2 separate regions of the Mus musculus genome follow, and region 2 is linked to region 1. Evidence: chromatin loops called from intact Hi-C (ENCODE). Cell type or tissue: left cerebral cortex. All regions are shown on one strand.

What was found. Hi-C counts contacts between places; a loop is a spot of excess contacts. Peaks named below come from ENCODE experiments on the same cell type or tissue, not always from the same donor. Only the 100,000 strongest peaks of a DNase experiment are listed, where the experiment ranks them.
Region 2: it touches region 1 in a loop (2.6-fold over the local background); 3 of 42 quality-filtered maps call a loop at or near these places.

Annotation. Positions count from the first base shown.
Region 1 is chr3:146,098,563-146,106,562 of GRCm38, forward strand. It overlaps Wdr63 (WD repeat domain 63), which reads right to left. Exons shown (of 23, transcript NM_172864.3): 2 at 4,571-4,657; 3 at 4,133-4,171. The coding sequence starts at 4,643. It also overlaps a transcript of Mcoln3 not described here. Among named protein-coding and RNA genes, the nearest start is that of Wdr63, 5.5 kb to the right of the region's middle. In left cerebral cortex, a CTCF peak has its summit at 3,667 (motif pointing right); no DNase peak of the experiment used is centred here.
Region 2 is chr3:145,938,273-145,946,272 of GRCm38, forward strand. 2410004B18Rik (RIKEN cDNA 2410004B18 gene) reads left to right here. Exons shown (of 3, transcript NM_025555.5): 1 at 1-56; 2 at 626-824; 3 at 5,525-6,557. The coding sequence ends at 5,598. Among named protein-coding and RNA genes, the nearest start is that of 2410004B18Rik, 4.3 kb to the left of the region's middle. In left cerebral cortex, CTCF peaks have their summits at 418 and 3,892 (motif pointing right); a DNase peak (open chromatin) is centred at 3,886; H3K4me3 peaks cover 1,172 bases; H3K27ac peaks cover 59 bases.

The sequences.
Region 1 (8,000 bases):
AAAAAGTTTTAGAAAAGGTTCATTGAGAAAGATCCTGAGCACGGCGAAGCCGCAGGACGCAGGGGCATCTCAGGGAGGACCGCCCTCCACGCCACTGCCACACGTGCAAAGAGAGGCAGGCAGCTCCCTGCCTCAGAGGGTGGCATGGTGACGAATCTTCAATGCTGACTTGACCGGGTTTGGAATCACCCAGCGTACACGCCTTTGGGCATGTCTGTCTGTCTGTGAGAGTGTCTTCGAAGAGATCTCATTGAAGAGCAAAGATCCATCCAGAATGTGGGTGGCACCCTCCGTTCCATAGAATGGTCCCCCTCCCTCTCCTCCACCATCTCCCCTCCCCTCCCTCTCCCTCCTCTCCCTCCCCCCTCTTTCTCTCTGACCAATGAGAGACCATTCTCTGTGGTGATTTTTGGTCTTGTTGAAGACAACTAAGAATTTTGGGGCATGGGGGCTGCTGTGCCGCCCATGTGCCGGAGGGCCCTGCTGGGGTTGCACATTCCCCAGAAGCAAGACTTCAATGACTGAAGCATAACCCCAAGGCGCTGGGAGGGCTCCAGGATGGCTCGGGGCCTCAGTCCCTTGTCTTTGGAGCCTTTAGAGATGCTGCTCTAGGCCAAGTAAGGGTGTGGGAGCTTCCATCTCCAGCCCCACCTGGGGCTCTCAAGGTGGGCTGAGGTGGTTTCTTTCCTTGAGATGTTTTTTCCTGCCCAGCACCCTGTGAGAACTTCCTAGAAGGATTTGAGTTAAAAAAAAATGGCACTACCACATCTAAGAAGTCTTAGAAGTTGTGTCTCCTTCTGTAGGAAGAGACAGCCCAAGCATCCTTCCAGCCACAGCGCAGCTTCTCAGAAGATGGTCCCAGGAGGCCTTTATCCCTCTGCTCCCATGGTTCCATCAAAGCTCCACGGTATTGGCTTTCTGCTGGCTTCTCAGTACCCCCACAATTGTGCCGTGGTACCACCGACCGCCATGGTTCACCTCACTTCAGAGTGACAGCCCTTTCTGCATTGCCTGCTGTCTCTCTGCTTTCTCCTCTCAGAACTTTTTATCTGGAAGGCTTTGTGAAGATGCCCTGGGTTGGCTCTTGATGCCAGTGCCTAGGGAGGGCACCATGCCTATACTACAAGAACAGCTCTCTAAAACTTCAAGCAAGAAAACCGGGAGCAATTGGACACTCAGCACAGATGCTGGCAAGTCAGCGTTTCTGTCTCTGCCTGGTGATTCCCCAGGCAGCTAGCCCACTTTTCATTCCTTGGTCCTCTCTAGGCAAATTCCATCACAACGGGGCTCCCTGGCACCTGGTACCTGGTACTTCCTTGCTGGTCAAAGAAAATTGGGACTCTAAATTTATTGTTCTTATGTTTCAAGTAAGTACATTTGTTATAACATTTGCACCACAGGCTGCAAAGATGGCTCAGTCAATCACTCTCTTGCCTTGCAAACCTGAGGCCTGAGTTCTATCTATAGCACCCATACAAAAGGTGGGCATGTGGGACACCCTTGTAATGCCAGCAGCTGTGGGTGTGGGGGAAGTAGCTGTTTGACATCCCTGTCCTTACTTCCCCTTCACTGAAGGACTAGTCTGGAAGTGTGAGCCAAATAAACCCCACCCCCCCTGTGTTGCTTTTTGTGCCTGGTTATTTTATCATGACAACACAAATACAATCTGGAACAGGCAGGCTCTCAAACTGTGAAATTCCAGGCTGGCCTAGAATTCTCTCTGTAAACCAGATTGCCCTGGAATTTGAGGTGATCCCCTGACTCAAGGTTGTGTTTCGTGTTTCCTGCTCCCACCAGACACACGTTTCTGATTCTACTGGCTTGGTATTTTTCATAACAATGGTCCATTTTCACTAATTGGACATTTTTAAATGCAATATAAAAATAGGACTTAACATCCCCTTATGTAGAAGTGAGTAAACATTGTAGGCTCTTTGTAGCTGGGGTAGGCAAGTGGTGCTCACTGTGAACAAGAGGCAGCTGATAGGTTAAGCATCCTCTCTGGTCCAGGGCCTTCGTGGTCCAGCATAACAGACTGAACGGGGCAAGGCCTAAGGATGCTGCCAACCCATAGGGTCTGTGGTAAAACTGAGTAAGAAGGGCTGCTCTTTAGTTTTTAAGCCATGTGCTGTGGACATCAGCAATGAGAGTCACTTGAGTCTAGAGCTTAGTGACATGTAGTCTGCTTCCAAGAGGTTGAGGAAGGTCCAGGGACAGAGGAGGAGGCTGGGGCTTCACTCAGGTGTCAGCTACAGGGCTGTTGGCCACGAGCTCAATGGAAACGAACTGGGAGCAGATGACCACTGCCTTTGAGCTACAGTTTGAAAGATGCTATTCTGATGGAAGCCATGATTTGCAGGCATCCAACAAAAGATCTTTCAATACTCTCATGATAGGGTAGAAATTATTACTGGGTATGTGTGTGATGTTTGTGTGTGAATGCACAGCAGTGTGTGATGCATGTGTGTGTGTATAAATGCACAGCAGTGTGTGATGCATGTGTGTGGCTGTGAATGCTCACCAGTGTGTGATGCATGTGTGTGGCTGTGAATGCACAGCAGTGTGTGATGTATGTGTGTGGCTGTGAATGCTCAGCAGTGTGTGATGCATGTGTGTGGGTGTGAATGCTCAGCAGTGTGTGATGTATGTGTGTGGCTGTGAATGCTCAGCAGTGTGTGATGCATGTGTGTGGGTGTGGGTGCACAGCAGTGTGTGATGTATGTGTGTGGCTGTGAATGCTCAGCAGTGTGTGATGCATGTGTGTGGCTGTGAATGCACAGCAGTGTGTGATGTATGTGTGTGTGTATAAATGCACAGCAGTGTGTGATGCATGTGTGTGGGTGTGGGTGCACAGCAGTGTGTGATGTATGTGTGTGGCTGTGAATGCTCAGCAGTGTGTGATGCATGTGTGTGGGTGTGAATGCTCAGCAGTGTGTGATGCATGTGTGTGGCTGTGAATGCACAGCTGTGTGTGATGCATGTGTGTGTGTGTGAATGCTCAGCAGTGTGTGATGCATGTGTGTGGCTGTGAATGCACAGCAGTGTGTGATGTATGTGTGTGGCTGTGAATGCTCAGCAGTGTGTGATGCATGTGTGTGGCTGTGAATGCTCAGCAGTGTGTGATGTATGTGTGTGGGTGTGAATGCTCAGCAGTGTGTGATGCATGTGTGTGTATTAATGCACAGCAGTGTATGATGCATGTGTGTGGGTGTGAATGCACAGCAGTGTATGATGTATATATGTATGTATGTATGTATGTATGTATGTATGTATGCATACACAGCAGTGTGTGATATATGTGTGTGGGTGTGGGTGCACAGCAGTGTGTGATGTATGTGTGTAGCTGTGGGTGCACAGCAGTGTGTGATGCATGTATGTAGGTATGCGTACACAGCAGTATGTGATGCATGTATGTAGGTATGCGTACACAGCAGTGTGTGATGCATGTGTGTAGGTATGCGTACACAGCAGTGTATGATGCACGTAGGTGGTGGGTATGTGTACACAGCAAGCTTTGGAGGTCAGAGAACAACTGTGAAGTTGGTTCTTTCCGTCCATGTTATTTTACAACTTTTAATATTTTTAAAGATTATTTTTATTGTATGTGTTCAGGTGTCTTGACTGCATGTACAGCACACTGTACCACGGGCATGTGGTGCCCTCAGAGGCCAGCAGAGGGCATCAGATCCCTCTGCAACTGGCAGTACAGATGGACGTGAGCCACCATGGGGATGCTGGGAATCAAACCCAGGACTTTTAGACGAGCAGCTGGTGCTCTTAAACCCTGAGTCATCTCTCCAGCCTCCCCTTCACGTTTTGGTGGCTTCTGGGGATCAAACTCGGGTTGCCAGGCTTGTCTACAACCATATTGTATCTACAAGCCATATTGCCAACCATTAGTGCTCTCAGTAGATTTTTTTTTTTAAAAAGGACTGTGTTGTCTAAATCTATTTCTCAGTTTAAGTTCTGCCTTCAGTTTTTCTTTTTATTCTTTACTTTAAAAATTCCAGGCCAAGTGTGGGGATGCGATCTAAACCCTCGGGAGAGGTGGAGGCAAGCAGAGCCATAGTTTGGGGGTTTATCTGAGCTGCATAGTGAGACTCTAGGTAACAACCTCGTTGTTCCCACTTACCCATGCTCTCCATGTTCATGGGCTCCTCTTCCTCAGGAACTAAAACACAAAGAAACATCAGCTTCACCTTTTGGATCACGTTGTCTCACTTGGTTATAAAATTGCAAAACATCAGAACATCCGCATACAAGTAGAGAAGTGGACTGGAGAACTCAAGTACCATGTGACCAGCTACAGACAAAGCAGGGAACGGTCTCTCACAGAGTCACCTTCGGTGACGTAGGTGCCGTGGCATTTCACTAGTCTATGTAGTGAAGCATGTGGGGGAAAGGCTAGCCTCTGAACATTTAATACTGGGGCTGCTGACTTCATAGAAGCAAAAGTGTTTCATTTTACTTGATAGATAGGTCAAGCCACAGTACACATTATATAATACACAACAACAGCAGAAACAACAGCAACAGCGACAACAGCAACCACCACCACCACCAATCCTACCAAGTAACTGTTGCTTCATATTCTTTTTGCCCTTTTTCTGGCCCTTGGGGCTCTTCGGTGGCTTGGGTGCCATGGCTCTGATGTAGGCTGCACAAAGAGAAATCATTGGTAAATCCTTGGTTTTGTTATCAGGTATGAAGCATTCCTATTTAGTGAACATACTATTTCCTAGGTTTGGGCCTGGACTAGATCAACAATTCATTTTCTTTTTTTTCCTTTTTGAGACAGGGTTTCTCTGTGTAGCCCTGGCTGTCCTGGAACTCACTCTGTAGACCAGGCTGGCCTCGAACTCAGAAATCCGCCTGCCTCTGCCTCCAGAGTGCTGGGATTAAAGGCATGTGCCACCACTACCTGGCTAACAATCTAATTTCAACAGGAATTCGTGTACCGTGACTAAAGGTTTTAACAGAACAACAGCGTGATTGGTACGATTCTGTTTCTACGAAGCTGTTGGCTGGGTAGCATCATCAGCGCCTCTGTTTCACGGGGATCCAGATCTCTGCCGTGCTTGGTGCTAGCTTGTCTGTCTCCTCACAGGTGTGCACAGGTGCACCTAAAGTCCTTGGGATGAGTCCAGCCCACAGCACACACATCTGAATGTAATCTTAACATGTGGGTCAACAACATGCATGTCTGGACATAATTTTTAAATGAATATAATTTGAGTCATACAGCTCTTAGCGTGTGATTATGTAACCATTAAGATCTTATTTGTGAAACCCCAGGGTGCTTTGACAGGATGTTAACGCTGGACAAGGACATCTGCCTGACAATGCCCACCATAGACTCATTTTATTAAATGGCCAAAAGTGTGATTTCAGAGTCGTGTAGAATGGCCAGACTTACAATGAGAGCACTTGGGAGGCTGAAGCAGGAGGATTGTCATGCACCCGAGGCCAGCCTGGGCTACAGTATGAGATGTGTGGTTTTATGAATCTATGCCCCAGGATTTGAAAACAGTCTCTGCTTTTAGCTGAATGGTCCTGGGCAAACCACAGATCTCCTTAGTTTCTGTTTACTTCTTTTTTTTTTCCCCCTGGGGATAATAAAGTCTACCTCACAAGGTGGCTGGCTATAAGGTTCAATAAAAATATTAATAATAAAAAATCATATCATCATTAAGTCCCCACAGATGGTGTTTGTCTTATTTTAGTAAATTAGCATCAACACAGACTGAAACATCACCAGGTCTTGTTATTGTTATTGTTTGGTCCCTTCATTGCAAAATCTTGACCAAAGCATGGGGTGTGTTTACCTATAACACTCTCCATTTTGTTTAATTACACTTTTACATCTTTCTTGCATTCATTGAGAACATTATTATCATCATTGTATATGTGTGTACATGCACGAAGTGGGGGAGGGGTGCTGTATGTGTGGTTGTGCTATCTCAAAGGACAACATTTAGAGTCGCTTCTCTCCTTCCATCCTTCCACCGTGATGTGGGCTCTGGGGATGTCAGGCTTGCAGAGCAAGCACTTCTCATGCTGAGCCGGGGAAGTCCAACATGTGTGTTTTAAATAATAATAATAATTATAAATCACACAGGTGTTTATGCTGTAGAGATCCTTTGAGGGGCCGGTAGGCAGGAATCCGATATTAGGCCATGACAAAGAATTAAGTTCAGGCAGGAATCTGACATTAGGGCATGATAAGTTCAGGCAAGAATCTAATTTTAGGCTAGAACAGGAAAGTAAATTCAGGTGGGAATCTTAATCCTAGGGTGGAACAAAAGAAGCAGGCTTCAGGCAAGAATCTGATTTTGGGCTTGGACAAGAAAGTGGGCTCAGGTATTTTGGTCATTCTGACAAGCTCTTGGAAACAACTGTCATGAGAGCAATCCCAGGACTTTGCTAATTGCCTTGATTGTTCCTCATTGTACTGCCTGCCCTTAATACTTGCATGTAATTAAAATGGTATAAAAGCAGACTGGGAAAAAAATAAACCTGCCTCAGTCTCAGAACTGGCCGGGGTCATGCTACAATGTTGTCTAATTGTCTTTTTTCTTCTTAATCCTCACTCCTGCTCTGGAGAACCTGTTTACTGACTGAGCTGCTCATTATCCCAGGCAGTGTGAAGAATTTCATGTGCATTTTAAGTTCAGTGAGTATTTTTTTTACTATTTTTAATTTTTTTTTTGCTGAGGCAGTATTTCCCTATTTGCCTACAGACACTGGCTTTGAATTTAAGATATTTCTGCCTCAGCTTTTCTGTGAACTTAACCTTGGTCACACATTATTACGGTCATTTTTTTTTTTCACCCTCACTTTATAAGGTCGGGTCACTGATGTGGGAGCTTGGGGAACAGTGGACATACTCTTAACCTCCACACCACAGTGTCCCTCAGATTGCTGTCTCATTATAAATATATCACAACTAGGGTTTCTATTGCTGTGATGAAACACGGTGCTTGACCAAAGGCAAGTTGGGGAGGAAAGGGTTTATTTGGCTTACACTTCTACATCATAGTCCTCCCACATCAACCACTAATTAAGAAAATGCCCTTCAGCTGGATCTCATGGAAGAATTCTCTCAGCTGAGGCTCCCTCCTCTCTGATGACTCTAGCTTGTGCCAAGTTGACATAAAACTATCCAGCACGCAAATAGAACCACTTAAAACAATGGTCTTGGACGACAGAGATACAATTGATGCTTTGATTAGTATTTTATGCTTCTGACATTTTTTGGGGGAAATTTCTATTCAGTCTTTCTATCCCTCACTCCTGCCACCGCTGCCCTATGTGTACACACTACTTTTTGACTTGACTTTTGGCCATCAAACTCAGATGCTGTCATGGTTTGAATTTGCTTGGCACAAGGAGTGGCACTATTTGAAGGTGTGGCTTTGTTGGAGTAGGTGTGTCACTGTGGGCGTGGGCTTAAGACCCTGGCTTCCTGGAAGTCAGTCTTCCACTAGCAGCCTTCAGATTCAAAGATGTAGAACTCTCGGCCGGGCAGTGGTGGTGCACGCCTGTAACCCCAGCACTTGGGAGGCAGAGGCAGGTGGATTTCTGAGTTCAAGACCAGCCTGGTCTACAGAGTGAGTTCCAGGACAGCCAGGGCTACACAGAGAAACCCTTTCTCGAAAGAAAGAAAGAAAGAAAGAAAGAAAGAAAGAAAGAAAGAAAGAAAGAAGGAAAGAAAGAAAGAAAGAAAGAAAGAAAGGAAGGAAGGAGATGTAGAACTCTCAGCTCCACCTGCACCATGCCTGTCTGAATGCTGCCATGCTCCCACCTGCCTTGAAGATAATGGACTGAACCTCTGAACCTATAAGCCAGCCTCAATTAAATGTTCTCCTTATAAGACTCGCTTTGGTCACGGTATCTACTCGTAGCAGTCAAACCCTAACTAAGACGGTGCTCACAGTTGCAAAGCAGGCAACAGAGTTATCTCCTCAGCCCTGAAGTGTCTACTTAAAAAATTTTAAAGT
Region 2 (8,000 bases), 160 kb before region 1:
ACCCGCTCAACAAGCAGATCGACTGGGAGCGGCATGTGGTGAAAGCGCCGGAGGAGGTGAGATCCCCGGCCCCGCGGCCGCCCCGGGGCCCGACGCCCGCTTGCCCCTCCGCCCGCTCGCCCACCCCCGGCTCGCACTCAGCCCGCGCCGCGCCGCGCGTCCCCACGGCCCCGGGAGCCCGGGGGGTGTCAGCCCGGGCCCGCCCCTCCGCGCTCGGGGGTCCCAGCCGGGCGACGACTAACGGTGGTGACTCCCCGCCCCCCGCTGCAGCTTCTCCCCGAGACCCCTTCCCTTTGACGCCGAAGTGCCTGCGCTGCTGCCTCCAAGACAGCGTCTCTGCTGCAGCCTCCTGAAGGGGTCAGCCTGGCCGTAGTATCTGGGACTGCATCCTCCTTTGGTAACTAAAAGTTATTAGCTTTATTTATCCAGGGAACCCTTTGACTTTTTCACCTAACAGTGTTGTGATGTTGATGGAAAAAAAAAAGTGTCTTTTAAGCCTAAAGGATTTTAAAAAAGAAAGAAAGAGGAAAGTCAGCCAGAATGATGAGCAGGGAGGTGCATGCGCTCGTATCCATCGCGGGAACCTCGGTTCGTCACAGGGTTTCTTAATGTGCTTACTCGACAGCCTCCAAAGGAGTTCAAGATCTGGAAGTCCAACTGCGTGCCGCCCCCAGAGACCTACACTACTGAGAAGAAGCCGCCGCCGCCAGAGCTGGACATGGCGATCAAATGGTCGAATATCTATGAAGACAATGGAGACGATGCCCCACAGAACGCCAAGAAAGCCAGGCTTCTGCCTGAAGGGGAGGAGACAGTGGAATCAGGTAAGAGAGAGGAGTGTTGTTGTTTAAGATTTCAGCACTCAGAAAGAAGAAAATCCTTCCGGACAAGGTTTACAGCCTAGTGAGTTGGAAGGCTTGCCCAGAAATTGTCTTTGGATGCTAACGGTCTTTCGATCGTTCGGGTTTTTTGTTTTGTTTTGGGGGGAGACAAGGTCTATGTAACCTGAATGTTCTCGGAACTCATTATGTAGACCAGTCTCTTGAGTGAGGCCAGCCCAGCCTGTCTGTGCCTCAGTATCTCAGTGCTAGGACTGAAGGTGTGTGCCAGCAACCCACGTTTCCGCTCCGTTTGTAAGGATTCTGCCTGAAAGTAGTCTCAGAGGTCTCTGGGTATGATGCCTTATTAGAGCGGCGGGTGTGAACTCGCTCGCGGGTCCTTGTCCTGCATTTGTGACCCACTGAAGGCTTCGCTTCTGTTGAGACAGCAGTGCTTCAGCTAATCAGGGTTGCAGCGTGAAGCAGCTGTGTAGGAGCAGGCCTGGAGTGGTTTGATTTCCTTGCCTTGTTGGTAATCTCGTTTCTGTCGTGCCTAGACTGCTGCAGTAATCTCTTCCTGCAAATCTCTGTCTCCAACTGTAGCTAGTAGTGAGCTTCTACAGTTGATATCTGATTGTGTAACTGGCTTGCCCCCGAACCTCTACAAACTGAAGAGAGCTGGAGAGTTGTGTGACCCGTTCGGTCCCCCTCACCACCGTCATTTTGGGGCTCCATCCCAGCATTTTTATCTTGAAACTCAGACCTGGGTGGACCACACTGGGATGGGTTCTTGCTTTGGTGGGTATTGCCAATAGTCTGGACCGAATGCTTTAAACTCTTGGCTGGTAAAGCCATTCATCTTACAGAAACCAAAGTGGAAATTTTTCTAGTATTTCCTCTCCTTTACCTGGGATGTGCTAGTGCTGCTAACTTAGTTGTGTGTGGCTGCTTTTCACAAGGCCTTCTGCAATACAGTTTGTCAGGCAGCAAGCTCTGATCTGGTCCTGTGTGTGGCCTAGGTTACTCTAGTACATTGTGAGCACTCAGAGGCTGGCTGTTAGACTGAGCTCAGCGTTTTAGACTGTCGTTCTGAAAGCCGTTTGCTTTTTTGTTAAACAAATTTCTGATCTTCCAATACAAGGGCCAACCATAGAGAGAGATGTTTAAGAGAAGGGCTGCTACTGGCAGGAGTCTACACGCACTCTTTTGATCTGTTTGGCAAGGCAGCATCTGACATAGCTGAAGATGACCTTGAACCCCTGTTCCCCTGCCTTTACCTCCCTGGCACTGGGATTATAGGTATATACTATGTCCAGGTTTGGGCTGGTTTTTTTTTTTAAGATCTTTAATAAAGTGTGAATTTTAATACATTATTATATGGTACTTTGATTAAAAGATATTTTTGAATAAAGTAATCCTTATAGAGTCCTACAAAACTAGAACAGGTAAATATAAAAATGAAAGCTTAAGACTTACCCAAGGTCACAGTAAATACTTTTAATATTCTTAGCAAACTGACACAATAGTTACTCATAGTTGCTTATCAGTCTTGCAGATTAGAATACAGTCTGACATGAAGGAATTTGCCTACGTGCACACCATTAGGAACTGACAAATTAAGACTTAAGTTCAACCTTGAAATAGGATTTGTGTCTTGTTAAGCTGAGGTTGCTTCCTCCCTGTTTCACTGGTTAAGAACTAACCATTCTTCTCCGGGACCAGAGTTGACATCCGGGTTGTCGCAGTCTAGTGCTCTTACATCTCTGTCCCTTGAGGATAAAGACCAAGGAAGCAAGAATCCTCTGTTTTTAATTTTTGGGTTCAATTATCAGAAATTCAAATAAATGGCAAAAGCACCCATATTACCATAGCGAGTTCTATCCTTTTGGTTGAAAAGTGAATGTTAGCAGTGGAAAAGGACAAAAAGAACTCGTTTTTTTCTGGTTTAAAGCCACATGGCATGACTCAAAAGTCACCTGAGTGAGGCTGAGGATGTAGCACAGTCTTACAGGGCTGTCCTCACACGCCTGAGGACCTGGGTTTGATCCCAGGATCTACCTACAAATGCTGATGTAGTGATGCCTGCTTATCATCCTGATCCCAGGGAGGCAGAGGCAGGAGAACCTTTGGGGCCTGAAGGCCAGCCTGTCTAACAATTGGTAAATGCCAGACAGAAGAGAAACCTTGTCTCAGGAAGTAAGTGGGGTTTCAGGGGTGGCACGCACATTAAAAATAGATAAATATTAAATTGTTAATTTGGACTTGTGTGTTGGTTACTGAATATAACTCTTGTAATAAATAGCCCCCCTCCTTTTTTGAAATTGGGTCTGACACTATGTAGCCAGATGGCCGTGAACTTCCGATCCTCTTGCCCCTGCCTCTCAAACTGAGATCACACGTCTGTACCACCCTCTATTCTGTGCTCCTAGATGTTGAACCTAGGGTTTTCTGTGTGCTAGGCGAACACTCGACCTACTCAGCCACATCCTCAGCCAGTGCACACTCCCGTGCCATAGGAAGTTGCTGAAAATATTAATTTGCCTGACATTTCCTCTTTGTACACATGTGAACGTGGAGACCAGAGGACCACCCTGGGTGTCAGCCTTATCTTCTACCTTGTTTGACTTTTTCTCTGCCATTCATGTATGTATGCCATGTCAGGCTGGCTTTAGAGCTGGGAATTCTGTCTCTGCCTCCCACCTTGCCATGTGAGCTTTGAGATGACAGACATGAGTTAACTGATCAGGCTTTTTGCAAAGGCTGTGAGAATTCAAATTCTGATCTAGAGCCATCTCTCCAACCCCTGACATTTTTTAACCTATAGTTTGTAAGTAATTATTAAGCTACCTGGCTTTTATTTTACCTTCCCATAGTCTTCTTCCTCTGGTCATTTTTGCTACTTATGTTCAGAATATAGAGGAGGTTAAATCAAGCCTTGTCCCTCGCTGCCTAACAGTGCTTCTTCTTTAGCAACTGTGAAGTGTTGATAAGTAAAACTCGGGTGGCCATAGCTTTATTAACCAATAGCTGTCTGTCCTGCCCTGGTGTTTAAGGCAGTTCCTAACTGTGCCACTAGAGGGTGTGAGCCCTCGTGCTTCAGTCATGGGAACTCACTTTCTCAATTGTAGTATGTGGTTTCAGTTTTATCTGTAGACTTACCTGTAGTGTCAGAATAAAAGCAGAAATGCCCCTTACTAATGTGTGTTAATGTGTTTCATGGAAGTCTTCAAAAATGCTTTCAACTTTTCATACTACTGTTTCTGAAAATAATTTCAAGGTTAACTTGATAATTAAGCTCTAGCTAATTGTTTTAATGGGTATAGTGGCTTTACACCAATATCCCTAAACTTAGGAAGTGGAAGCAGGGGTGTCAGACATTCATATCCAGCCTAAGTTACAGATTTTCTTCACAGAATTTGTGCTTTAACCTTAGCAGTTAGGTTAACCTTAGCAATTTTAAATATGAAGGCATCTTAAAATCAAAATCGTTTATATGTCACCATATTATACCTGTTGGGCTTTGGGTATCATGTTCATCAAAAAGTAAACTTAAGCCAACATGGAGGCTCATGTCTGTCAACTTAGTACCTAGAAGGCTCGAGGCAGGGAGATTATAAAATCAGGCAAGTCTGCGTGACATAGGAAGGAAGGGGATGGGGGATAAAGTCAAAGACAGCTAAGGGTGTTTAGTATAGAGCGGTTGTCTGAAAGGCATAGGCTAGGGTGGATTTAGTCCCTGCTCTGTGGAAGTAGGGAAGTCAGAAGTTATGTTTATGTATATAGAGTTCTTCTGAGGTGGGATGCAGTTGCTATAAAGCCCAGGCTGGCCCCAAGCTGATAGCAGTTCTCCTGTCTCATCCTCCTGGATTTGAGACATACCACCACCCAGCTTTGGCTGGGATTCTTTACAGCACACATTCATTAAGGGAGATGGGAATTAGCAGCTAATCCGCTGCAGCTGCCTGTGTTTACTGAACCACTTAAATAAAGTGCTTGGGTTTTTGTTTTTAATAGGATGAAAAGGTCTGCTTTGTCAGAATTGACATTTTTATTAATGGAAATTTTCTGTGTCCGCAGACAATGACTGTGTGGGGCAGTGGGTGCTGTTTACTGTATAGTTCAGTAGTCTTCCTTCATCCAACTTTCCCTTAACTTGAAGGTGGAGCCTGCTTATTCTGTTGCCATTAGGATGTTCTGACCTCCTAGGAGGACTGGTCCAGAATTAGAGCAGACACCTGCGAGGTTGTCTGAACCTCCACTTGTGTGGTGGGTTAATAATCATAAGACTGGAGGTGAAATCTGAGAGGACAAGTCACGCTGGTGGTTACTCGGCACGGCTAGAAGATGCATGCTTTGTAGAAGGAGCAGTGCTCTATGCTGTGAAGTATGGACTGTATCTAAATGGATGTACTGTTTGTGCTGGAGAGTTTGCGGAGTGAGTGTTTCAGAAAAAGCTGATTTTCACCAAAATATCTTATGCGACGACATTATTAACTTGCCTCTAAAAGGTCAGTTTGCAAATATTATATTGCTACAATTAAACCATTTTATATGTAATTTAATATCCGTGTTCTAAAAATTAGTATTTAGTTTTTATTAGTATGCCTTTAAACGTCCAGTGAGTAACTGTTTCGGCATAAAGCTGAATGTGTGTTTTGTGTTGATTTTTAGAGAACTAAGAAAGCTCTCTTCTTTCCCTCTTCAAGATGATGACAAAGATGAGCGGGCATCTAAGATTCGCAGAGTGGAGCCAGGAGAAGCAGCCAAGAAGAAGAAGTAGAGAATTGTGACTCCTGAGATGTGTCGTTGAGTGGAGTGTTTGCTTTTGTGCGTTACTATGACAGACATCTCCATGAACGTATTTATGTTAACGAACTAATGAGTGTCGCCTCAAGACTTTCCACTGTAGAATTCACTTTTTTTATTTAAAACCTGTACGTATTTACAACTCTAATGGTGACCTGTGATTGTGAACTGACAGTACTTGGAAGCATTCTGGTTATCACAAAATTGGTGACAGGCTTTGAGAGTTTGTCACATGGACATGCCAATGTTCTATGAACCTTTTATAAAGGAATATATTTTTAAAGTAAATATATTGTATTGTACTGTGAACTTGTGGGTGCTTTTCATTAGTATCTGTACAGTGTAAATAGATGATCATGGAAATAAAATTACTTAATCCAACCTTGTTATTACTGAATGCCACTAACATAAGTATTTGTGACAGGCAGCCTGCTTGCCCTGTGACGTTTTGATTCACAGTGGGGATTAGCATGTAGGGAGAGCCTCCCATGCTCGGGTGCCTTGTGCATACTTCTCTCCTACAGTCCTGGGAGGAAAGCAGACGTGAGCGTCCTCAGGTTTGTGGTGAGAGCTTGAGGAACTGGGCAGAGGGGTACACAGCAGTGAGTGAAGAGGAGCGGTCACGCAGGACTGACTCCAGTCAGATGAAGCCACCTGTCACTCGTCAGACTTCAGTCGTTTGCCAAGAACATTATCATCTCTGCCATGTGCACTTGTATTAGGGAGGTCTCCTACTCTGATTCTGCAGCTGCACTGATAAATGCCTTATAGTGTGAGTATAAGTATTCATTTCTTCATTAGGTAGACTGAAGATGAGGCTCCTCTGTGAAAGATGAGCAAATTCAGAAAAGAACATAAGGTAACCAGTTAAATTTGAGTCTGTCTGAGTATATGTGATATAAGAGACACATTAAAAACCATCTGAAATTCTAATTTAACTTAGCATCTTGTTTATTTGGGGGTCTGGGGTGAAGCCTAAAACCATGTCCATGCTAGGCGAAAGCCATACTAAACTATACATCTGTCCTCTGGCACCTAGGGCTTTCCTCTATCCGTCCCTATGTTAATGCTTTGAATATAGCAAGCAAAGCAAAATGAACCTCCTTTTACTCTGGGACCTCTATTCTTTCTGGTCTCTTCAGCTTTGCTGAGGCCGGCACACACTGTCCTCTTACTCTTCTCACCATGCAGACACGCTGCTGGTATGGGGGATGCTTTCCAGGTCCCCACACAGTGTGTCAAAGCCACGCCATCTCCCTTCTCTCATCTCTGCCCCAGCTGGGCCATCTCTTAAGTCTGGACACAGTTCTCACACAGCTCTTTTTTTTGTTTGTTTTTTAAGACAGGGTTTCTCTGTATAGCCCTGGCTGTCCTGGAACTCACTTTGTAGACCAGGCTACAACTCAGAAATCCGCCTGCCTCTGCCTCCCAAGTGCTGGGATTAAAGGCATGTGCCCCCACAACGAGCAACATTTAAAAGTTTTAAAGATTTCAAAATAAAAGGTAAAAATACATTTACTCAAGGGAGACTCAGGCATTGTCGATCCAGGGCCAATAAAAACACCGAGGAATGAATGCCAGCAGTCTCCTGTAATTAGTTTCTTCGTGTGTATTTGGTTCAAAGAATGTCTTACCCTTGGGTATGCAGAATGCATACATCTAGAGAATTAACATCCAAAATTGACCTCTAAAGTACCAGAAACATGATTCAGATGGACCAGACAAATGTCTTAGGGAAATTAATATACATTTCAATCTCAGACTTAACGTTTTAAAGATCTTTAAAGCCACCCAAGTGTTAGTGGCATGTGTGTACCTTTTTTTTTTTAACATTTATTTTATGTATGTGAGTCCACTGTCGCTCTCTTCAGACACACCAGAAGAGGGCATCAGGTCCCATTACAGATGGGTGTGAGCCACCATGCGGTTGCTGGGAACTGGACTCAGGGACCTCTAACCACTGAGCTGTCTCTCCACCCACTGTGTGCACCTTTAATCCCAGAGGCAGGCTGATCTCTGAGTTTGAGGGCCAACCTGGTCTACAAAGCAAGTTCCAGGACAGCCAGGGCCACATACACATTTCCATATCTCTTGGAAAATAGATAAAGAAAATGAAAGATCTTTAGAGTCTTAAAGTAAAGCAGCAAGTGTAAGCCTGTATCCTTCATACAAAACTAGGTTTCAAGGGCTAGGGGTGTGGCTCACTAGGGGCGTGGCTCAGTGGTGCTTGTTTGCTGTGTGCAAGGTCTACAGGGACCTGGGTTCAACCCCTACCACAGACAGATAATGTAGGCATGTAGTGTATGTCTGTCTGTCTGTACGTGTGTGTGTGTGTGTGTGTGTGTGTGTGTGTGTGTGTGTGTGTGTGTGGTGTGT